Linked DNA regions of Homo sapiens: all the other regions are linked to region 2. The links are chromatin loops, found by intact Hi-C in ENCODE. Cell type or tissue: heart right ventricle. All regions are shown on one strand.

Region 1 (8,000 bases), 550 kb before region 2:
TGGGGGCTGTGATCAAGAATAGGAAGGTCACACTCAGAGTTGGAAAGGCCCAGAAAACTAGGAAGTCCCCCCGTCAGCTACTGTGCCCCAGGCCACCCCTGTCCACCCACCCCAGTGCCTCCTGTCCCAGGGAGAAGAGTCTCTGGGTCCAGGACCCGAGGTCTGCAGAGACTCAGGAGACACAGAGTCCAGGGGTTCGCCACAAGCTTCATCCGAGGGTAAAATGCAAACCAGGATGAGGCATTTGATTCAGGGTCCTCCTGCACTGAGAAGAGGAAGGACAAGAAGAGCCATGGCCAAAGCAGGGGGAGTCAGGATGAGGCAGAGGCCCAGCTGCAGGCAGAGCCACCTCTGTGGTCCTAACCCGGGGATGCCAGGTTCCTCCGGCCACCCCCTCCCCATACTCCCCAGCTGGCTTGGGAGGAGGCTTGCCATCACTATCCCGAAATTCTGCTCCAACACTACGCATATAGAGCTTCTGACTCTCTAGAAGCAACGTCTGCATACGCCAAGACAACTTGAATGACCCCCACCTAGCACGGCTCTCTAGTGACGCCCTCTGTCTGGCATCAGCTGGACTTCTGTGTCTCTTCTATCAGCCATGCTGGCTGCTGTCAAGGCAGTGCTTGGGTTTAAGGGATCCCAGGACTTTGTGCTCAGAGCGTGCAGGGCTCCACCTCACCCTTCCTGAGCGCCTGCCTGGGCTGCCCACGCACACCTGCGCTGGGGAGGGGCAGAGGCGGCCACACCCACCCACATCTAACCCTTCCTCTGGGCCAGCTGTTCACAGGCCAATAACTCCAAAATGCCACCCGTTCTTCATACATTTCCAAAAGAAGGAATGAAGAATACGGTGGCATGTTCACAAGCCTTTTTCTTCTGGAGGAAAAACAAAACTTTGACCAATGACACAGATAAACCAAATGTCTGCCCTGCTCCCTGACAATCCTTCACTTTCTGCAACCACGTGCAGAGGTGGGTACGGACAAGGCCACTGAGGCTCCTATGAAAATAAACCTCTCAGTCACCTTGAAAGATGGAGACATGCCATGGAGCTTCCTATTTCACCAAATGTGGAGGGGACGTTTTGGTGTGGCAGATCCTGCATTCCAAGAGTAAAGAAGAAACAGGACCCACTGCTGGGACCCGGGGCCAGCAGCCCCAGGAGTCCCTGGGCATTCAGCTGGAGGTGGCTCCCACTGCATTACCACCCACGGTGCAGCAGCCCCCCCGTTCTTCCCTTCTGTCCATCAGGACCCATGGAACTGGGCACCCGGCTCTGGGGTATGGAGAGCACACAGGAGGCCTGGCTCCTCCTCACCCCTGACTCTACAGAATTGAGTCTCAACTCAAGTCCCACATACAGGTCTTGGCTTTCTTTCCTGTTCCAACCCCAGAGAGGGCACCGATGCCCAGAGTGAGGGGACGGTTACTTGACCTCCAGGTGTGGAGCATCCCTGGCCAGCTGCTGGGAACCCCGCAGACCGAGGGTGTGGCTGGTACAGGGGGAAAGTGAGATCCTCTCCTCCTCTCTCCTGCCAAGAGGGGGCCAAGGAGAGAAGGGCCAGGGAAAGGTCCACTAACAAAACTGAGTGGGGAGGAGGGGTGACAGTCACAGCTTTCTACACGGAATCCTGCATGCCACAGGAAGTGTCCCCACCTGCTTCCATGCTGGGAACACAGTATTAGACCTCGGCACGAGCCACATGTCCCTGCCCACCCCTCGCCCAGAGGGGGATCAGGAACAGGAAGGAGTTTCCAGTGCCATGGACAAGCCCCGGGTGAGCACAGGATGGGGGGTCCTGCTGTGGTGGGTCCTGGGCTGACCGGAGCAGGCCCTAGAAGCAGGCGAGGTGCTGTGCAGTCTGCAGCGTAACTCTGAACTTGACAATGAGGTCTCCCCGCTGAGTGCATACCTTGAGGAAGAGAAGCATCTTTCCATGGAGTCTGCCCCATTGCCTGCCAATGGCATTCGTGCCCATCTAGAGGACCAGCCGCCGCCCCTGCTGGCTGCCAATGTCCTTTCAGGCAAACACGGCACCTTGAGAAAATGAGGCAGAGAGTGAGGGAAGGGTTTGAGTAGGAAAGTCACCAGCTGGTACTGACAAGGACACTGAGGGAACAGTGGTTCCATCTGAGCAGAAGTGTGTGCCAGGGCTTCTCTTGGAGCACAAAGACAATGCTGCAGGGATGGCTTCTGGCCTGGAAACTCCCTTTTTGGAAAGTGACCTGTGGCTCCAGGTAGCTGTTCTGTGTGCGACGGTGCTGAATCTTGTCCTTGTCCTTGGTGGGACCCCCTGTGCTCAGGGTGGAGGAGCTCTCTGTGACCTCCCTGGACCAGGTAGCGCCACGGGAGATCCCCTTCAGGCACTCTTGCACACAGGTCTGCCCCGCCATCTGCAGGAAGCGTGCGGTGTTCCCGGCTCTCCTTAGACACTCTCAGCAGCTGAAGTCACTCCAAGCATCCAAGGGAGGCTTCTCCCTGCACCTCTGGGTCATGTGGTCAAGGCCAATGCAGGGCAGAGGAGTGACCGCTGGAAAAGAAGAGCCCAGATGAAGTGCAGTCACCTACCTGAGGCCGGGCTCCCCTGGAAGTCCCCATGAAGTAAGTCTAGGAAGAAACCACCAGAGGGCCCCTAGATACCCAGTGGGGAGGGAAAGGGCAGTGCGGCTCGTCTTCATGGAGCGATTGCTACAGTGCTGGGATTTCATCACGCCTGCTAGCTTCATTAGTTACTATTCCCATGAAAAAGTAACACAGTAATGCAACATTTTATTTTATTTTATTTTGTTAATTTTTTTTTTGGACGGAATCTTTCTGTGTTGCCCAGGCTGGAGTGCAGTGGCAAGATCTCGGCTCACTGCAACCTCCACCTCCCAGGTTCAAATAATTATCCTGCCTCAGCCTCCCCAGTAGCTGGGATTACAGGCACCCGCCACCATACCTGACCAATTTTTGTATTTTTAGTAGAGACGGGGTTTCACCAGGTTGGCCAGGCTGATCTTGAACCCCTGACCTCAGATGATCTGCCCGCCTTGCCCTCCAAAAGTGCTGAGATTACAGGCGTGAGGCACCATGCCCGGCCTTAATGCAACATTTTAAAAATCAAAATTCATGCTAAATATTCCATTGTGAGCAAAATATCCACATTTTAAATCAAGCCATGGTCAGATCCTGTAACTGCAACACTCTGAGAGTTGTACAAGCGTTGGGCACGATGGGAAACTAAATTTTGGCAAATTCCATTCAACCTATAAAGTTGTCACCAAAGAAAAGGAAAAGTACTCACTTGCGGAATGTTCCAGACAGCTCCCAGGCACACTGCACTGCCAGAGATGGGGGATCTGCTCCCCGAGGACTGGGGCTTTTCCAATGAAGGCCATTTTCCAGTTTCGTCTAAAAGCACAGAAGGACTTCGTGAAATGTTTGGCTTCTTCCTAAGGGAAGGAGGTGCCTACAGCGTTGCCATCACTGCTGCTGGCCACAGGAAGATGCGTACATATCGTCCCGCCCTAAGATCGTGTTTTGAAAGTGGGCGACTTTGGAAATTAACTGAGGCTGTAACCGCAGAGCTGACGGGATGGGGGAGCTGCTCTGATGAGTCTCCAGAGCGGCCCGGTGACCGCAGGAGCTCTGAGTCATCAAAGACCGGGGCCAGGGAGCCTGGAAGAGGAAGGGCCCGCTGCTCCCGGGCCACGCCGGGACACATGAGTTAGGGGCAAAATTTAATGCCGCAACAAAGCGACTCATTTTTTTGGAACTGAGGCTGTTCCAGAACTTCTTACTCACTCTCGGCGCCGCCCCCGCGCTTCCAGGCCCCGGACCCGCCGCAAACACCGCTGGGCTTGGACTCAAACCGCGGTCCGGTCCCACCCGGTCTGGTCCAGTCCCGTTGGAGGCGGCGGTTGGGCTCAGCGCCAGGCGCGCGCCCTCTGCTGGCCGTTGGGAAGCGGCGAGGGAAGCGCTGAGCTCGCGGCCGAGCGGTGGTCGCTCGCCCCCTCGCGGGCTCTCCCGGAATCGCTGACATTCTCCGTCCCTTGCTCTCTGCTCCTGGCTGGGGACGCTCTGCTCCAGCCTTGCCTGCTCCCTTTCCTGGGATACGCCTTGGAGCCATGGCTTAAAAGTAAGGACATCTTCATGCATTTGAGATACCTGAATAGTAGATATCTGAATAGTATCTCCTCTTAGTCAGGCCTGAATACAAAGACCTGCTCCTAGTTCTCTTGGGAAACAGGACATAGTCTCAAAATCCAGAAGACCCAAGACTCCTGTTCCCACCACCACATTCTGCAGGCTTCAACCAGCTGGACATGGAGGGCCATGGTGGTGCGTGAGATAAGATCTCCTGGAGAAACTACTACCCTCCAGCCTTGATCACTATCAGGAAGATGAAAGCAGGAAATCTACTTTGTCCCTGTTTGGGAATCGCTGTCTAAAGGTTCTTCCAAAAATTTGCCCCCATCTGAAGGCAAAGAAATACAGTCTTTGCCTGGGAGGTTTTTAGGGGTGAAATTGAAGTGCTCTTCTTCCACCAGGCGCGATGTATCACGCCTGTAATCCTAGCATTTGGGAGGCTGGAGGTGAGAGAGGTGAGAGGCTGAGGGGGAAGGATCCCTTGAGGCCAAAGTTAGAGACCAGCCTGGGTAACATAACAAGACCCCATCTTAAAAAAAATTACATTACATGAAAATATGGTTTTATTTCCCTTCATGTGACGTTTCCCACAGGAAAACTGTAGAGGAAGTTAAACTTGTGGCTCTTTCTAATCAATTATACAGATGGTTTGCCCAGCTCAAAAAGAAATCGCAACTCTTTTGCCCCGGTTGGCAAATATTAGTACCAAAATCATGGAATTATTTTGACAATATCTTGTACATTATGAGTTACAAAAATGTTTAGAGAGAAGAAAATTTGTATTCCTTGAATGAATATTATTTGTAATATTCTTTGATCTATTACAATGATATAAAATGGCATTTGCTGTTCTTCTGTTTGAACTTATCTTGTGACACTTTCTTCAGAATGGTATTTTGTTAAAACTGGTAGGTATTATAAAAATAAACAGTGACCAGTAGCTTGATTGTATTACAAATTTTTCTTTCATGTAAGAGGTTGGGGCAGGTATTTCTCATCAGGTGACTCACCTGTTTGGCTGTCTCCCAAACAGTGATTTAGAACATGGGTTACCTGGTGTTTTGAGGCTTTGATTACCGTATAACTGATTTTGTAATTGTGGTGCTTAGGTCTATTCCAATCCATGTAAATGGAGCATCCCCAGCCAGGAGCAGAGAGCAAGGGACGGAGAATGTCAGCGATTCCGGGAGAGCCCGCGAGGGGGCGAGCGACCACCGCTCGGCCGCGAGCTCAGCGCTTCCCTCGCCGCTTCCCAACGGCCAGCAGAGGGCGCGCGCCTGGCGCTGAGCCCAACCGCCGCCTCCAACGGGACTGGACCAGACCGGGTGGGACCGGACCGCGGTTTGAGTCCAAGCCCAGCGGTGTTTGCGGCGGGTCCGGGGCCTGGAAGCGCGGGGGCGGCGCCGAGAGTGAGTAAGAAGTTCTGGAACAGCCTCAGTTCCAAAAAAATGAGTCGCTTTGTTGCGGCATTAAATTTTGCCCCTAACTCATGTGTCCCGGCGTGGCCCGGGAGCAGCGGGCCCTTCCTCTTCCAGGCTCCCTGGCCCCGGTCTTTGATGACTCAGAGCTCCTGCGGTCACCGGGCCGCTCTGGAGACTCATCAGAGCAGCTCCCCCATCCCGTCAGCTCTGCGGTTACAGCCTCAGTTAATTTCCAAAGTCGCCCACTTTCAAAACACGATCTTAGGGCGGGACGATATGTACGCATCTTCCTGTGGCCAGCAGCAGTGATGGCAACGCTGTAGGCACCTCCTTCCCTTAGGAAGAAGCCAAACATTTCACGAAGTCCTTCTGTGCTTTTAGACGAAACTGGAAAATGGCCTTCATTGGAAAAGCCCCAGTCCTCGGGGAGCAGATCCCCCATCTCTGGCAGTGCAGTGTGCCTGGGAGCTGTCTGGAACATTCCGCAAGTGAGTACTTTTCCTTTTCTTTGGTGACAACTTTATAGGTTGAATGGAATTTGCCAAAATTTAGTTTCCCATCGTGCCCAACGCTTGTACAACTCTCAGAGTGTTGCAGTTACAGGATCTGACCATGGCTTGATTTAAAATGTGGATATTTTGCTCACAATGGAATATTTAGCATGAATTTTGATTTTTAAAATGTTGCATTAAGGCCGGGCATGGTGCCTCACGCCTGTAATCTCAGCACTTTTGGAGGGCAAGGCGGGCAGATCATCTGAGGTCAGGGGTTCAAGATCAGCCTGGCCAACCTGGTGAAACCCCGTCTCTACTAAAAATACAAAAATTGGTCAGGTATGGTGGCGGGTGCCTGTAATCCCAGCTACTGGGGAGGCTGAGGCAGGATAATTATTTGAACCTGGGAGGTGGAGGTTGCAGTGAGCCGAGATCTTGCCACTGCACTCCAGCCTGGGCAACACAGAAAGATTCCGTCCAAAAAAAAAATTAACAAAATAAAATAAAATAAAATGTTGCATTACTGTGTTACTTTTTCATGGGAATAGTAACTAATGAAGCTAGCAGGCGTGATGAAATCCCAGCACTGTAGCAATCGCTCCATGAAGACGAGCCGCACTGCCCTTTCCCTCCCCACTGGGTATCTAGGGGCCCTCTGGTGGTTTCTTCCTAGACTTACTTCATGGGGACTTCCAGGGGAGCCCGGCCTCAGGTAGGTGACTGCACTTCATCTGGGCTCTTCTTTTCCAGCGGTCACTCCTCTGCCCTGCATTGGCCTTGACCACATGACCCAGAGGTGCAGGGAGAAGCCTCCCTTGGATGCTTGGAGTGACTTCAGCTGCTGAGAGTGTCTAAGGAGAGCCGGGAACACCGCACGCTTCCTGCAGATGGCGGGGCAGACCTGTGTGCAAGAGTGCCTGAAGGGGATCTCCCGTGGCGCTACCTGGTCCAGGGAGGTCACAGAGAGCTCCTCCACCCTGAGCACAGGGGGTCCCACCAAGGACAAGGACAAGATTCAGCACCGTCGCACACAGAACAGCTACCTGGAGCCACAGGTCACTTTCCAAAAAGGGAGTTTCCAGGCCAGAAGCCATCCCTGCAGCATTGTCTTTGTGCTCCAAGAGAAGCCCTGGCACACACTTCTGCTCAGATGGAACCACTGTTCCCTCAGTGTCCTTGTCAGTACCAGCTGGTGACTTTCCTACTCAAACCCTTCCCTCACTCTCTGCCTCATTTTCTCAAGGTGCCGTGTTTGCCTGAAAGGACATTGGCAGCCAGCAGGGGCGGCGGCTGGTCCTCTAGATGGGCACGAATGCCATTGGCAGGCAATGGGGCAGACTCCATGGAAAGATGCTTCTCTTCCTCAAGGTATGCACTCAGCGGGGAGACCTCATTGTCAAGTTCAGAGTTACGCTGCAGACTGCACAGCACCTCGCCTGCTTCTAGGGCCTGCTCCGGTCAGCCCAGGACCCACCACAGCAGGACCCCCCATCCTGTGCTCACCCGGGGCTTGTCCATGGCACTGGAAACTCCTTCCTGTTCCTGATCCCCCTCTGGGCGAGGGGTGGGCAGGGACATGTGGCTCGTGCCGAGGTCTAATACTGTGTTCCCAGCATGGAAGCAGGTGGGGACACTTCCTGTGGCATGCAGGATTCCGTGTAGAAAGCTGTGACTGTCACCCCTCCTCCCCACTCAGTTTTGTTAGTGGACCTTTCCCTGGCCCTTCTCTCCTTGGCCCCCTCTTGGCAGGAGAGAGGAGGAGAGGATCTCACTTTCCCCCTGTACCAGCCACACCCTCGGTCTGCGGGGTTCCCAGCAGCTGGCCAGGGATGCTCCACACCTGGAGGTCAAGTAACCGTCCCCTCACTCTGGGCATCGGTGCCCTCTCTGGGGTTGGAACAGGAAAGAAAGCCAAGACCTGTATGTGGGACTTGAGTTGAGACTCAATTC
Region 2 (8,000 bases):
CACTTTTTGTCTCTGGGCCAAAGATGAAATGAACTTGCCTTTTCCTGCCTTGGGGCCTTTGCACAGGCTGTTCCCTCTGTCTGAAGCTCTCACCACCTCCCTTCCTCTTCACCTGGTTAACTCTTGCTCAGCTATCACATCTCAGCCTAAAATACAGGGTCACTGTGCTCAAGGAAACTTGAAGACCTGCTGCCTTCAGCGCAGACAGCTTCCTTTAATTGTGTCGAGAGACTGTCTCCTTGCTAGGCTCAGAGCTCCACAAGAGTGAGAATCTGTCTGTTTACCTCTCTGTGACTCAATTAAGGCTTGCTGAAGGAACGAGTGAGGTGCATCAATCTGCTCCACGAGAGCCTACAGCTCCCTGGCACTTGGCAGGAGCTGCAAGAGGGCCCCCCTCGTCTCTTTTCTGCTCCCTCTTCCTGCTTGCTGGCGGGTTGGAAATCCTTGGCAAGGATTAAGTGTGTCCTGAGTGACTTGGCCCTTTGCTGCCTCCTGGCGTCCACTTCCAAGATAGCCGTCCCCAGATGCTTCTCCCACTCGTGGAGGAAAACTGAGTGTGGCTTCCATGTGCTGTGATCTCGTTCATTTCCAACAGTAGCCTTGTGAGAGAGGAATGATCATCCCCTGTTTGACAAATGAAGAAGGTCCACATTTGTTCATTTGTTTGTGGAATAATGACTGAGCACCTATTATTTGCCAGACACTTTGTTGGGAGCTGGTGCTTCGCTGATGAACGGCAACGCGCTGCCTCATGGAGCTTACGTTCAGGTCTGCAATAGGGAAGGCAGATAGTAAACAAGTGAACAAACGTTTTGTGTGGGCCGGGCGCGGTGGCTCATGCCTGTAATCCCAGCACTTTGGGAGGCTGAGGCGGGCAGATCACTTGAGGTTAGAAGTTCGAGACAAGCCTGGCCAACGTGGTGAAACCCCATCTCTACTAAAAATACAAAAATCAGCCAGGTGTGGTGGCGCACACCTGTAGTCCTAGCTACTCGGGAGGTTGAGGCAGGAGAATTGCTTGAACCTGGGAAGTGGAGGTTGCAGTGAGCCAAGATCGCACCACTGCACTCCAGCCTGGGCGACAGAGCAAGACGCCGTCTCAAACAAAACAAAACAAAATCCATTGTGTGTGTGTGTGCACAAGCACACTCAAGATGCCAGGGGACAGTGGCTGGGCTTTGGTGGTCCAGATGTTAACTGACTTGTACAAGATCACAGAGATGCAGCTAGATTTGAACCTGGTAGTAACAATTGTAGCTAATAACTCTATAAGCCCTTGCTCTGCCATGTGCTGCTGAACTCAGCGCTTTTTACATATATGCTACAACAGCCCTACTATTATCCTTGTTTTGCACATGGGGAAATAAAGCACAGAGAGGCTAGGTAGCTTGCCCAAGGTCACTCAGCTGCTCAGTGGTGGAGCTAGGACTCAATCCAGGCAATGTGGTTCCAGAGCCTGCCCTTTAACACTGTAAGACAAAATTTAGAAGTTTTGACATCCAGGGCCTTGGGGATGGTGGCCACAAACCCAGTGTGCTACTCTCCTCCCAGCCCAGCCAAGTAGACCATCCTGGACAGTCTCCTGCCCTCAGATCTTCCAAGATGACTGTATAGCCTCCTGTCCCATGAGTTGGAAAGGATGGGGAGGAGAGGGTGCTGTGGAGGGCCCCTATCCTCAGGAATCCTGATGGGCTAGCCGTGGGGACAGAACCAACCCACACTGGGCTGTGAGGTGGGAGGCTTCCCCTCCAAGAAGGCAGGAAAGGCTTCTTGGAGGAGGTGAGGGGTGAGGTGGGCCTGGAAGGTTGAGTGGGATTCAGACGTACAATTCAGTGGGAGCAGAAGAAGCCAAGGGAACGGCAGGGGCGGGGGAGAGGGTGGCGCCAAGGCTTGGAAGGAGGAAAAATGAGGCTGCATCAGGACCCGAAGCTTCCGGGCTTCTTCCCCAGGCTGGGGAGCTGTTGCAGGCATCCAGGTGAGAGGGGAGGGGCAGCCAGGGGGCGGAGATGAAACCAAAGGTGGCCAGGACCCAGGTGGGCTTCAGAATCACGTGCCCCCACCCCCAACTTTAATTTCTCCAGCTCCCCCCTCATTCACCCACCCCTTGCTGCTGCTTGATTGCCCCAAACACAGCACTGCCCCAGGAGTGCCTAGACCCTCCCCGTCCACATCCGCCTGCCTTGAGCCCTCACTTCCTTCCTGTCTCTGCTGAAAGGTCACTTCATACAGAGGTCTTCCCTGACCACCAGCAATACTGTATTGCTGGTGGTTACAACACCTTCCACACGCTGTACATTTCCCTGTGCTTGGCTTAGCGCACAGGTGGCTTAGCGCTTGGCAGGCCTTCCACGCATAGTTTTTGGCTGTGGGCAGCTGCTTGGCCGAGTCCTGAACAATCTTCAGCTGCAGCTTTATGTCCGTCATCTTGGCTTCCTCGGAAGCTCAGTCATCTGTCATCCCTGAGACAGACCGTTGGAAGGCTCGGGATGGGGGAGCCAACAATGCAGACACATACGCATGCACATGTTGTGCACACAGACACACACACACATATCTACACATGGGCATGAATCATATGCACACACATATGCCCATACACATACAAAGCCATGCACACATACATATGCACAACACATACACAAATGCTCACACGCATGAGCACAACACACGTGTGCACACAAGGCATGCATATCTGTATATAGGTGTGCACATGTGAGCACACCCATGTGAGCAAATATACATGTGTATACCATGCCCACATATGTATACATGCACATGTACACATTGCACACACACACACACACACACACACAATACATATATAGGCATCATATGCGTACACCACGACATGCATGGACATACGTATACTTACACATGTGCCCACATACATGCACGTACATGCATTTCTGACACCTTGACTCTCACCTTCTCCATTCATCAGAGTGGTGACCACGTTGTCCCAGGATCTGGCACAGAGACTGGCTCAGCTATCTACGGCCACAGCCAGATCACCAGAGCTCTGGGGTTGTAGCTAGGTGACGCCACCGATCCTCTGCTACCACCTTGTGGCCACTTCCCAAATGGCACCAGTCAGTGGCTGAAGCCTTTCCCTGGTTCTTGTCCCAGCTAAGCTACCGGGCCCAATCCACAGGGCTCCTGGGAAACGTGTAGTCATCCCTGAGCCTTGTGCCCCACCCTAGGACAAGTGGATGGCTTTGCTAGGTGCTGTGGGTAATGAGTGGGGCCTGGAGTAGGATGCAGGCCTGACCTCTCCACTGCTCCGTTAATCCTCTCTGTCCCACTCTGCTGCACCCAATACCTCCAGGACTTCTCAGGGCTGACTCCTGTGCCTGGAGCGCCCCACTCCCCAGTGCCCCACTGCCCAGCGAGCTCCTTGAGGGCAGAGCCCTGACTGTGCTCATCTCCAGTACAGACGGATGCTCCATGAATGTGGGAGGGAGGAAGGGAGGGAGGAAAGGAGAGAGGAAGGGAAAGAAGGAGGGGGTGAGAGAGTGAGAGAGGATTTCCTCACTGGACTTCCTCAGTTTGAGCTCTGAAAGTCCCATGTCCCAGGAAACCCCTCAGGCCTGAGCAATCTCTCCCGTTGGTCATCCTCCTACAGCTAATGCTGGTAGGAAGTGGTGGGGGCAGGGTGGGGCACTGAGAGAATTCAATAAAACAAAGTGTGGAGGGGGCCTGCCTGGATTGGTGGTGAAGGTGCGCCTGGAAATGAGAATTAATGAACTCCATTGTTTGTGCCTAAGCTGTGAGCCGTACACAAGCCACAGTATCTGCACAATCTTACCAGGGAAAAGTCTCCTGAGGATGTAGAGGCAGAAAAAAAGCCTGGGCCATGACCCATGCTTTGCTCCCAAGGTTACTGCTTCCCTCTCTGCTCCCCCCAAATCATCCCCCTTAAATAAACACGGAGAGTCTAATGCCAGCCCTCTACGTGCCTGGAGAACGGACCAATGTGAGAACTATGCTTCAGACTAGGAGCAAAATCTTTTTCCATCAAGAGACGTGGGCTGTGCCAAAAATAGAGCTTCAAGACCCTATTAGGGGGTAGTTCTCAAACTTGATATGGCATTAAAATAAGAGAGGGCTTCTGGGCAGACCCACCAGAGGTTGTGACTCAGCACATTTCAGGATGGGCTTCAGGATTCAGGTGGTTCTCATGCAGGGGTTAAAGGAGAAACTCTTCAATGATACTTGTTAAAAGCATGGTAACAAAGACTTTAGTTAGGACTCTTGATGTAGGTATAGGGACCATTGCAACAGGGAGACAGATTGGACTCAACTCTAAGACAGCATGGGCAGGTGGGACTTACAGCTGAGGGGCAGGGTGGGGTCAGTGGATGGAAAATTACCAAGAGGAAACCTTCAGGGTGAGGGGGATTCTGGCTAAACCTATTTAACAGGATTCTGGGGATTGTCATTGAAGGCAGGCCAGGGAGATCAGACATCTGCTGGGGGATGGTGGTGGATGAGGAACCTGATCAGATATGGAGGATGATCAGATGTCAAGGACGGGGGTTTCTGGTTACACTGACTTAGCAGGGTTCTTTTTCTAAAACTGGACTTCATAAGGAAGTGCACAGATGGGCCTAAGAGAAGGTTCAGGAGTCTGACTAAAGTTTGGCCAAGCCAAGAATCCTTGTCACAGGTGACTCCAGTACCATAAATAGAGGAACTCTTCCGTAGGGATGGGTTTAGAAAGATGGCATCACACTGATCTGAGTCACCTTGAAGGGGCACGTGACCAGGGCATCAGTTCTGAGCCCCTTGGTGTTATGGCTTTCCCCAGGCTGGTGCCAAGGGAAGAACTGGGAGGTGGAGGCAGCCATACCCTGAACACATGTGCCAGCAGGGATAGGCACATTGTACCCTATGCCTAAGAGAAACAGAATTAGCAAACCGCTGGCCCTGCAGGGGATTAAAGGAAAGATGGTGTTTATCTGCTTATGTTATGTGACTATTTGTTTTTACCAATTTAAATGGATGTCACTGAAGCTCTGGGGTCTCCTACCATAAGGAGGAGGCTGAGTGGGGAGGAGGGGCAGCCTCTTTAGATGTCATGCCTGCATTTGCCAGGGTCTTGGAGGTAACCGACATGGGGTAACTGAGACAGAAGCCCGAAGTGCTTTCACAAGGAACTTCTGCCCAACCTTGGTCCAACGTGCATGGCAACCTCACTCAAAATACAGAGACGCAGACGATGGAGGTAGGAGGAAGTAACAGAAGAGCAGAGTTTTACTACATGGAAATTTGCTAGCAATTGGAAATTTGACCGCTATTTGCAAACGTCAACTTCCCCTCCCACTGAAGGGCTGAAGAAGCTCACCAGTCAGTGAAGAGAGAGCTGATCCATCATCTGGCCTCATGTGCAGATGAGTTAGGAAGGAAAAAACCAACATCGATGCTATGGATGAAACAATTGTAGCACAAGGGAAACGGTGGGTGAGCAAACCTCCAAAATGACCCACCACAGGTCATTTCAGCCATCCTCAGTAGAGCACAAGAAGGCAGAAAGCCTGCAAAAAGCAACAAGATGAGATGGAAAAGGAGGTAGGTGGGAGAGACAAGGACAGGTTGCAAGGAAACCAGAAAAGCACAATGACCACCCTGGTGGTAGTCACAGCAGACCTAACTGATGCCTCAGATCATTGAATTGGTGATTTGGAGGAAGAGTACAGAGGAAAAAAAATACATTAAAATGATGATTGATAATAGGATCGTTTTGAAGAAATAGGGAAGAAAGAAGAGATGACCAGTGAATGAAAAATGGTGTTCATTAATGAGAGTTCAGAACAAGAGAAACAAACATTGTAGTCAAAGAGGCAATACCAAGAAACTCTTCTGAGCTGAAAAAGGAACTGTGTGTGCAGATCAGAAGGACTCCCTACGTTCCAGGCAATGTGGTGGCAAAATTTTCAAATTAGAAAGCAAAAGGAAAAGTCCTAAAAATTATCCAGGCAGAAAAGGCAGCTATATACAAAGGATGTGGGGAGGAAGGGATGGAGAGCAATCCTAAATGGCCAACTGATAGGGGCAAACATGCATATCGGGCTTACTACGTCCAGGCATAAACTAAGTGCTGTGCACACATTCGCTCATTGTATCCTCCACATAACCCTATGAGATAGGTGCAGTTATCATCATCTCTGCTAACAGATCAAGCTGAGACACAGAGAAGTTAAGTAATCCGCCCAATGTCACACAGCAGATGGCGGAGCTGTTATTTGGCCATAGGCAGCCTAGGACTTTCATCTGTGCTTTTCCAAACTACTTCACTCCACAGCCATTATCAGACCACGGCAAAGCGTCTAAGAAGTTTGAAAATGTTGTAAAGCAAGAATTCTAGACCTAGCCAACTTGTCATTTAAGTAAGAAAGCAAGATAAATTTATTCTCAGATATGCAACAGCTCAGAAAATATACTACCTCTGTACCTCTTTTTTAAAAAATTACTGGAAGAAGTACTCCAAACTATTGAGGGATGAAACAAAATTAAGAGCACAGGCATGAAGAAATCATGATATAAAAAGAACTGGCGGATGGGCGCGGTAGCTCATGCCTGTAATCCCAGCACTTTGGGAGGCCGAGGAAGGCGGATCACCTGAGGTTGGGAGTTTGAGACCAGCCTGACCAACATGGAGCAACCCCATCTCTATTAAAAATACAAAAAAATTAGCCTGGCTTGGTGACACATGCCTGTAATCCCTGCTACTCAGGAGGCTGAGGCAGGAGAATCGCTTGAACCCGTGGGCGCAAGTTTCAGTGAGCTGAGATCCCACCATTGCACTCCAGCCTGGGCAACAAGAGCAAAACTCCATATCAAAAAAAACAAAAACAAAAACAAAACAACAACAACAAAAGAACTAGCAACAACACTAATTTTAGTTAAAACAGACAGAATTTTAAATTATTATAAATCTGGCCATAACAGAATACAAAAAGTCCAAATGTATAATTATAAGGGCAGTTATATGACAAAAGGCCAATAATGTAACAATTATAACCTGGATCCCAAAACCTCAGATGATATCAACAAAGTTCAAGAAGAAAAGAAGGGAGACAAACTAACTTCTCATCTCAAATGGGGGAAAGTGCACAACATCGTAACAACTAGAGAATGCCACTGAAATGCTTACAGGTCTTCATTAGTCACATAACGCCAGCATATATTTTTTCTAAAACATTAGTGAACATAAAATTGAAGTAAACAAGATCTGTTTAGTTTTCTAAAAAGTGCAAAGCAGACAGGCAACCCCACACCCACACAGAGAGGTGTGCAGTTTGCCATGTACGTTGATTGATGTAGGATGGCAGAACTGTCCCCCGGGGGCACTGCCACAGCAACCTTCTCCTGCCTCCTTCTCCTGCCCCCCCAGGACTTGACCTCCCAAAAGTGCTGCATTGTTGCCAATGCCAATGTTCTCATTCTTCAACTTTTTTTTTTTTAAAGACAGTGTCTTGCTCCGTTGCCCAGGCTGGAGTGCAGTGGCACGATCTTGGCTCACTGCAACCTCCGCCTCCCAGGTTCAAGCCATTCTTCTGCCTCAGCCTCCTAAGTAGCTGGGACTACAGGCGTGCACCACCACGCCCGGCTAATTTGTGTATTTTCAGTAGAGATGGGGTTTTGCCATGTTGGCCAGGATAGTCTCGAACTCTTGACCTCAGGTGACCCACCCGCCTCGGCCTCCCAAAGTGCTGGGATTACAGGCATGAGCCACTGCACCCGGGCTCATTCTTTAATTTTTGTGCACCTTTTGAAGGTTAGAGAAGGACAGTGTCCTGGCTGGCATGGCCCTGATGCCAGTGTCCTGGCTGGCATGGGCCCTGGGTTGGGGAATGGGGAGTGGGAGAGTTGTGAAGAATCTTCCTATTTTTTTTCTTATCCAGATGGTGCTTGGCATTAGGAACCTATAAAGTCCAAACTGAATCATGTGACTCCTTTCTTAAAGCAATTGACTGACTCCCTTTTGCCCTCGTGTTAGA
Region 3 (8,000 bases), 210 kb before region 2:
AGGTTACTGCTGTCTTTTTGTTTGTCTGTGCCCTGCCCCCAGAGGTGGAGCCTACAGAGGCAGGCAGGCCTCCTTGAGCTGTGGTGGGCTCCACCCAGTTCGAGCTTCCCGGCTGCTTTGTTTACCTAAGCAAGCCTGGGCAATGGCGGGCGCCCCTCCCCCAGCCTCGTTGCCGCCTTGCAGTTTGATCTCAGACTGCTGTGCTAGCAATCAGCGAGATTCCGTGGGCGTAGGACCCTCTGAGCCAGGTGTGGGATATAGTCTCGTGGTGCGCCGTTTCTTAAGCCGGTCTGAAAAGCGCAATATTCGGGTGGGAGTGACCCGATTTTCCAGGTGCATCCGTCACCCCTTTCTTTGACTCGGAAAGGGAACTCCCTGACCCCTTGTGCTTCCCAGGTGAGGCAATGCCTCGCCCTGCTTCGGCTCGCGCACAGTGCGCGCACACACTGGCCTGCGCCCACTGTCTGGCACTCCCTAGTGAGATGAACCCGGTACCTCAGATGGAAATGCAGAAATCACCCGTCTTCTGCGTCGCTCACGCTGGGAGCTGTAGACCGGAGCTGTTCCTATTCGGCCATCTTGGCTCCTCCTCTCATAATTATTTCTTGAATGTGCGTTGCATTGCAGAATGACTTATGTGGGCTGGGTTTAAAAAATTTACAATTTTCTTTCTTTCTTTTTTTTTTTGAGGCGGAGTCTCACTCTGTTGCCTAGGCTTGAGTGTAGTGGCACCATCTTGGCTCACCGCAACCTCCGCCTCCTGGGTTCAAGTGATTCTCCTGTCTCAGCCTCCCGAGTAGCTGGGATTACAGGGTGCTTGCCACCACACCTGGCTAATTTTTGTATTTTTAGTAGAGACAGGGTTTCGCCATGTTGGCCAGTCTGGTCTCGAACGCCTGACCTCAGGTGATTTGCTTGCCTCGGCCTCCCAAAGTGCTGGGATTACAGGCATGAGCCACCGTGCCTGGCCTACAATTTTCTTCACTTCTTATTAGCCTACCCTCAGACCTGTCCACTGGAGCAAACCCAATTCCTAATGGTCAGTGGTAGGGATGAGGACAAGGCAGGGTTTGCCTTCCATTTGCTTATTTTATCTAAAGACTTAGGCAGAGAAGAGAAGGTATAACTATTTTATAACAAATTCAACTACTTTATTGGTGAAGCAACTCTCAGAAATTGGAACATTCTTTTAAGTCCTGTTGATGAGTACACAGTTACTTTTTGAATCCTGGTGGATTTTGAGTGAGAAGATATGCACTATCTGAATGCTAGCTTTTGTGTCTATTTTCAAAGGGAGATAAAACACTTGCAGACTGAAACTTGTTTTACCTTTCACATAGCAATCCCTCAAATTTAGACAATCACAAACAGAACCCTGGGAAATATAATCTCCAAACCATGTTAGTTTTCAAGGTGCTTTACACTCACTATTTCAGTTGGTTCTCTGGCCAACTACATAGATAGATGTGGACTGTATCCAGTTGATAAATTAGGCTCAGAATACAGGGCTGATGAGAGCCCATTTGGGGCCTTTGAGTGAATTAGAAAAAGACACCCTTTAAAACACTTTACTATCATCTGTTGAAAATTAACTCAATGACTGTACAAATCTAAGATGGTTATAATATGAGCAGCATCCCTAGAGTTGGTCCACGACCTTCACAACAGACCTAGTGGCCCTGCTGGAGAGGCCAAAAGTCAAAGGTGAGCAAGTAAAGGGGCCTGGGCTTAGAACTTTGGCTCAGCCTGTCTTCATCCACTGTATCCTGACACCTCTCCTACTCCTTCTCTTTAATGTACAGCTGAGACTGGGATACCCTTAGACTGAAAGGAAGGACACGGCTATGTAGAAAAGAATTGACTGAAGGGGAGGAGTACTCGTGAACCCCTTGCTTCAGCCTCCCAATGTTCTGAGAGAGGAGGAGCCAGGTAACTGCTGCTAACTGCCATTTCCCCACCATCTGGGCCTAAGGAAGCAGAAGTAAGGCTTAATTAATAGCCAGTATTGCTTGGAGATTCACTTTACTTATTTAAACCAACAAAAAGACTTAAGATTTAGCCTGTTGGAATATGGTTCTAAGAGGCTTATATTTCCAAGAAACTAGTCCTTAGTTTCTTTTGTTCTTTGCTACTTTGTGATCCCTGCTAGAGACAGGCCACTTGCTTTGGGTTACCATAATTTTCTTTTTCTTTTTTTTTTTTGTTTTTTGTTTTTTGAGACAGAGTTTTGCTCTTGTTGCCTAGGCTGGAGTGCAATGGCGTGATCTCGGCTCACCGAAACCTCCGCCTCCCGGGTTCAAGCGATTCTCCTGCCTCAGCCTCCCATGTAGCTGGGAATTACAGGTGCCCACCACCATGCCTGGCTAATTTTTGTATTTTTAGTAGAGACGGGGTTTCTCCATGTTGGTCAGGCTTGTCTCGAACTCTGCCCTCAGGTGATCTGCCCACCTCGGCCTCCCAAAGTGCTGGGATTACAGGTGTGAGCCACTGTGCCTGGCCTGGGTTACCATAATTTTCTAAGCACACTTCCTAGTGACACCTGGCCCAGTTTGACACCTGTGTAGAAGCAATAATCAATGAAAGCATCTTCAGATATTCTAGGCCCATACTCAGAGCCAGCTGGACTTTGATTTGGTATTGGTCCCAACCTCTGGGGTGACATATGCTGTTCTTCATTGATTTTGTTTTTGTATGTTTTGAGACAGACTCTCCCCCTGTTGCCCAGGCTGGAGGGCGGTGGCGCAATCTCTGCTCATTGCAACCTCCGCCGCCTGGGTTCAAGCGATTCTTGTGCCTCAGCCTCCTGAGTAGCTGGGTTTACAGTCATGTGCCACCAAGCCCAGCTAATTTTTGTATTTTTAGTAGAGACAGGGTTTCTCCATGTTGGGCAGGTTGGACTCAAACTCCTGGCCTCAAGTAATCCGCCCACCTTGAGCTCCCAAAATGCCGGGATTACAGGCGTGACCCACCGTGCCCAGAATGTTTTTGAATTATAGAAAACCCCTTGGGTTTGGTGGGAGGGAGTGAGGGTTTCATCCATGACACAGTGACACTTAAAAAATCAGTTTATTCAAATGCACTAAAGGAATTGCTTGATAAATTAAGGACAGTAATACCTCTGGCCTTAGATAGAAATGATTAGAAGGTCCTTCTTAGATAGAAATGATTAGAAGTCCAGAGGAATCTGGGAAGGAATTTCTAAATTTTCTCTTTCCATTGACATAAGGTACCAGGGTATGAAATTCATTTGTCCTTGTATATATGCATTTATTTAACAGATATTGGGTATCTAATACATATTAGAGAATCATCCCTTAGATTATCTTGATAGAGAAAAGAAAAGTTCTGGAGAAATGGTGGAGAGTCATTCCCAGGAATATAGCTTTGTAAGAAAATTTTCCTGGATCAATTGGTAAAGTTTTCTGGAACCACTAGGTGGTGATATTACATTATGAAAATGACATGCTTTCCTTGACACCTTTCAAATAACTGCAGGCCTCTGGTAATTTCTGAGGCCAGTGTCCCCACAACCAAAGAAACGTCTTAATGAGTAAATGAAGAAAAACACATTCCATCATTTACATATATAAATTTACATATGTAAATTTAAATGCTCCAGGGGACTGGTAGTTCCTCGAGAGAAGGGTCTGTGCCTATTGTTTTCATGGTTACAACCTCAGGTGGCGTGTAGGAAGCCCTTGATCAATGCTTGATGAATGAATCCAACTCTGAACAATTTTGATGACCATTGAAAGGACCATTCCAAGAGTGTGGCAAAAAAGGTGGCACATGTCCAAAAGGCCTAGGATTTTGGGAATTAGGAGCTGTTGATGATCCTGACAGATTATCAGTTGGGCAGAGACTCAGGAAGGCAGTATTTGGAAGGGCAGAAATATCAAAAGTGATCTGAGGCACTTATAATTCTTTGTATCCCCTAAGCTTACCTTGGCCAGATTTCATCCTTTAAAAAATACAGGGAGGGGCCGGATGCGGTGGCTCACGCCTGTAATCCCAGCACTTTGGAAAGCCGAGGTGGGTGGATCACGAGGTCAGGAGATCGAGACCATCCTGGCTAACACAGTGAAACCCTGTCTCTACTAAAAATACAGAAAAATTAGCTGGGTGTGGTGGCACGTGCCTGTAGTCCCAGCTACTTGGGAGGCTGAGGCAGAAGAATTGATTGAACCCGGGAGGTAGAGGTTGCAGTGAGCCAAGATTGCACCACTGCACTCCAGCCTGGGCAACAGAGCAAGACTCTGTCTCAAAGAAAAAAAAAAAAAAAGAAAAATACAGGGAGGGTGTAAACCAATAAATTCTGATGTATGTATATGTATATATATATATATATATATATATATATATAGGCAAGGGTTGAAGATAAATAAGGTAGAAATGTCTACTTTATATTTTTGGCCTTAACTATGCCAGTGTAATTAGAATTCCCTATATTTAAAATGGTTCCTTTTACTTATTGAATATATATGTATAAAATTTTTTGGGGGTCTATATTACTTCTTGGGATGGCTTTGCCTTAGAAGGAATCTTCAAAAATCATTTTTAAAAAACTCTTCTCTGCCTCTCATTCATTGTTTTATTTGCTCATTCATTTATTTGCTATAAATTCATTCATTCCTCAAATATTTATTGAGCACCTATTATGTACAAAGCAGTGGTCAAGTTTGTGTGATCATCTTTGACCTTTTCTTTTTATGGTCCATCTGAATTCGGTTAATTAGCAAGTCATATTAGGTGCAGCATCCAAATCTATCCACTTCTCTCTGCTTTTTCTGCTATTACCCTAGTCCAGGTCTCTGTCTTCTTGCATCTGGATTATTGCATTACCCCTAGTCTTTTTTTTTTTTTTTTTTTGAGACAGGGTCCCGCTCTGTTGCCCAGGCTGCCAGGTTGGAGTGCAGTGGCACCATCACAGATCACTGCAGCCTCGACCTCCTGGGTTCAAGCTATTCCCCCATCTCAGCCTCATGAGTAGCTGGGATTACATGTGTGTGCCACCATGCCCAGCTATTTTTTATATTTTTTGTAGACATGGGGTTTTGTCATGTTGCCCAGGCTGATCTCAAACTCCTGGGCTCAAGCCATCCTCCTGCCTCAACCTTCCAAAGTACTGTGATTATAGGGATGAGCCACCATGCCAAGCCTAACCCCTGATCTTTACCCCGACCATCCATTCTTCCATCTTTCCACCATGTGAATATCATGATACATCTTTCCTTAAAACTCTCCTTTCCCCTTAGGATCAAGCCTAACCTCTTTCACTTGGTTTACAAGCCTCACAAGGCAGGGCTATGACCTGGCTTCTCTCCCCCCAGCCCCATTGCCACTCACTCTCACCTTGTTCTATGTGCTCTAGCCAAGACTTTTTTCTTTAGGTTCTTCTAATGAACCATGTCCTCTCTTACCTTCTGACTTTTTTTTTGGTACTTTTTCTTCGACTTCTTCTTCCCCCTTCTGCCTGGCTATTTTCTACTCATTCTTTAGGTCTCAGCTTACATATGACTTATTTGGGAATAAGCTTTTTCTGACCACTGTCAAGATGAAGTTCTCCTCTTTCACTTTTTCTCTCATAGCCACTATTGGGGTTCACAGCTTGTCTGTTGCCACCCTCTACTGCCAGACTGACTTCTGCGAGTGGCAGAGCTCTCTCTGTCTTCACTATATAAATATCCGGCACCTCACTGAGTGCCTGGCCCACTGTAAGTGCTTAATAATATATGTTGAATGAGTGAATAAATGAAAAAATATATATGATGTGTCTTCTTTCTTCAGTGTACTTATAATCCAGCAGTGTGAGGTAAGTGGTACAAAGAAAGAACTACAGTGATGAGAAGAAGGAGAGGTCACTTTGGATATTACCATTTAAGGCTGGGTTGGGTTTTGGCAAGTGAAGATGTTTGTGGAGGTGGCGTTTGAAGTGGAGGGAAGTGACATAGGTGGGAAAAGTTTGGGGAGCAGGCAAGGAGCATAGTGTTCCTATCTCAGAAGAGTAGGAGTGGGACTGAAGACAGCTTGTGACTAGATTGTGCAGGGCCTCGACTCTGATAGCCAATGGGAAGACATTGATGGCTTCTGAATCAGGGAGTGATAGCACTAAATCAATGCCTTAGAAAATGCTAATCTAATGGCAGAGTGAAACATGAATTGGAGAGAGAACAGCAAGACCAGTTAGGAGGCTATCATAGAAATCAAGATGGGAGGTGATCAGGGCCTGAATTATGTAGATGTCAATAAGAATGGAGACAAAAGGATACTATGCAAAGGAAGAATGAACCAGAACCCGGAAACCAGAAAGGAAGAGTGAGGGAAAGGGAGGAGTGAGGTGCTTTATTATCGGAAATGTGAAGTCAAGAGGAAGAACCAATTTAAGGAAAGATAGAGATCATTAATCAAACCTTTACAATGAAATTGTGGTTATATATACATTTTACTTATGAGAATTCCGTCAATGTGTGGGGTTAAAATGAAAGCCCAAGTGGGAGGGAGTGACAAAGAAGATGCACTGCAACTAATGGGAGCTGTTCCAGTTCTTCCACTCTGAAAATACGTCCCAGAGGGAGTGTGAGATGGGGAAGGTCAAGTTGCTGTTCCTCATTTTATGTCAACCATGTGTATTTTATGGTTGACATAGGGATTATTTAAGGATAACTGTGGTTATTCATGATTTATGTCTTATACACTGATTTTAGAACCAAATTCCCAAGCCAGATTTTGCTTTTTATTTATTTATTTTTAATTTTATTTTTTGAGACAGAGTCTCACTCTGTTGCCCAGGCTGGAGTGCAGTGGCTCAGTCTTGGCTCACTGCAACCTCTGCCTCCCAGGTTCAAGTGATTCTCCTGCCTCAGCCTCCTGAGTAGCTGGGACTACAGGTGCCCGCCCCCACTCTTGGCTAATTTTTTTGTATTTTTAGTAGAGATGGGGTTTCACCATGTTGGCCAGGCTGGTCTTGAACTCCTGACCTCAGGTGATCTGCCCACCTCGGCCTCCCAAAGTGCTGGGATTATAGGCATGAGCCACCATGCCTGGCCAGATTTTGCTTTTTATTTTTATTTTATTTATTTTTACTTTTTTGAGACAGAGTCTCGCTCTGTTGCCCAGGCTGGAGTGCAGTGCCGTGATCTCGGCTCACTGCAACCTCGCCTCCCGGGTTCAAGTGATTTTCCTGCCTCAGCCTCCTGAGTATTTGGGACTACAGGCACATGCCACCATGCCAGCTAAATTTTTTTTTGTATTTTTAGTAGAGACGGGGTTTCACCGTATTAGCCAGAATGGTCTCGATCTCCTGACCTCGTGATCCACCCGCCTTGGCCTCCCAAAGTGCTGGGATTACAGGCATGAGCCACCGTGCCTGGCCAGATTTTGCTTTTTAAAGCATGTGCCAGGCCCCAGGCTTGGCAGTAGGCAGATACTAAGAAAACACGTCAGTCACTGCATTGGAGCTGCTCACAGTCTAGTTGGGTAGAAAGATATGGAAGCAGACAGTGAGCACTACAGTCTAGGTGAGCAGTCAGAGAGAAGGGTGGAGGCAGAGGGAAAGGAGACTGGTGGCTGGTGTGTCAAGGCAGAGGTGGTGCTGGGCCCTGGGAATGGAGAGAGATCTAGGAGTCGTTAGAACAGGTGAGCGCAGCAATAGGCGTGCATGAGCTCTCAGAGGGAAAGAATATTGAGGAGGGAAGAGGACTAAAGGCCACAGCCAGGAACACACAAGAAGGTAAGCAGAGTCAGAAAACAGAAGAGTTGTCAGAGAAGCAGCAGGAAAACTCAGGCAAGGGGGATGAGGACTGTGAATAGGCAAGTGGTCTGCATAATGAGGAAGACAATGGTGACTGCGGAGTGAATGAAGTTTCAGCAGTGTGGTGAGGGCAAAATAAGGGGTCCCCAGGCCGGGCACAGTGGCTCATGCCTGTAATCCCAGCACTTTGGGAGGCTGAGGCGGGCGGATCACGAGGTCAGGAGTTCAAGACCAGCCTGGCCAATATGGT

The links. Hi-C counts contacts between places; a loop is a spot of excess contacts. Peaks named below come from ENCODE experiments on the same cell type or tissue, not always from the same donor. Only the 100,000 strongest peaks of a DNase experiment are listed, where the experiment ranks them.
Region 1: a loop joins it to region 2, with 34 times the contacts of the local background. A loop is called at or near these places in 9 of 110 quality-filtered maps.
Region 3: a loop joins it to region 2, with 11 times the contacts of the local background. A loop is called at or near these places in 107 of 110 quality-filtered maps.

Annotation. Positions count from the first base shown.
Region 1 is chr9:113,107,620-113,115,619 of GRCh38, forward strand. FAM225B (family with sequence similarity 225 member B) reads right to left here and starts at 4,058. Exons shown (of 3, transcript NR_024376.1): 1 at 3,791-4,058; 2 at 3,291-3,397; 3 at 1-2,534. FAM225A (family with sequence similarity 225 member A) reads left to right here and starts at 5,277. Exons shown (of 3, transcript NR_024366.1): 1 at 5,277-5,544; 2 at 5,938-6,044; 3 at 6,801-8,000. In heart right ventricle, CTCF peaks have their summits at 4,083 and 5,272; no DNase peak of the experiment used is centred here.
Region 2 is chr9:113,655,093-113,663,092 of GRCh38, forward strand. The region is part of intron 2 of LOC105376223 (a long non-coding RNA gene); the gene reads left to right. Among named protein-coding and RNA genes, the nearest start is that of RGS3, 200 kb to the left of the region's middle. RefSeq lists a silencer at 3,048-3,127. In heart right ventricle, CTCF peaks have their summits at 494 (motif pointing left), 696, 3,062 (motif pointing left) and 3,266; DNase peaks (open chromatin) are centred at 469 and 3,069; H3K27ac peaks cover 2,284 bases.
Region 3 is chr9:113,442,999-113,450,998 of GRCh38, forward strand. It overlaps a transcript of RGS3 not described here. Among named protein-coding and RNA genes, the nearest start is that of RGS3, 17 kb to the right of the region's middle. In heart right ventricle, CTCF peaks have their summits at 3,429 (motif pointing right) and 3,629; no DNase peak of the experiment used is centred here; H3K27ac peaks cover 1,771 bases.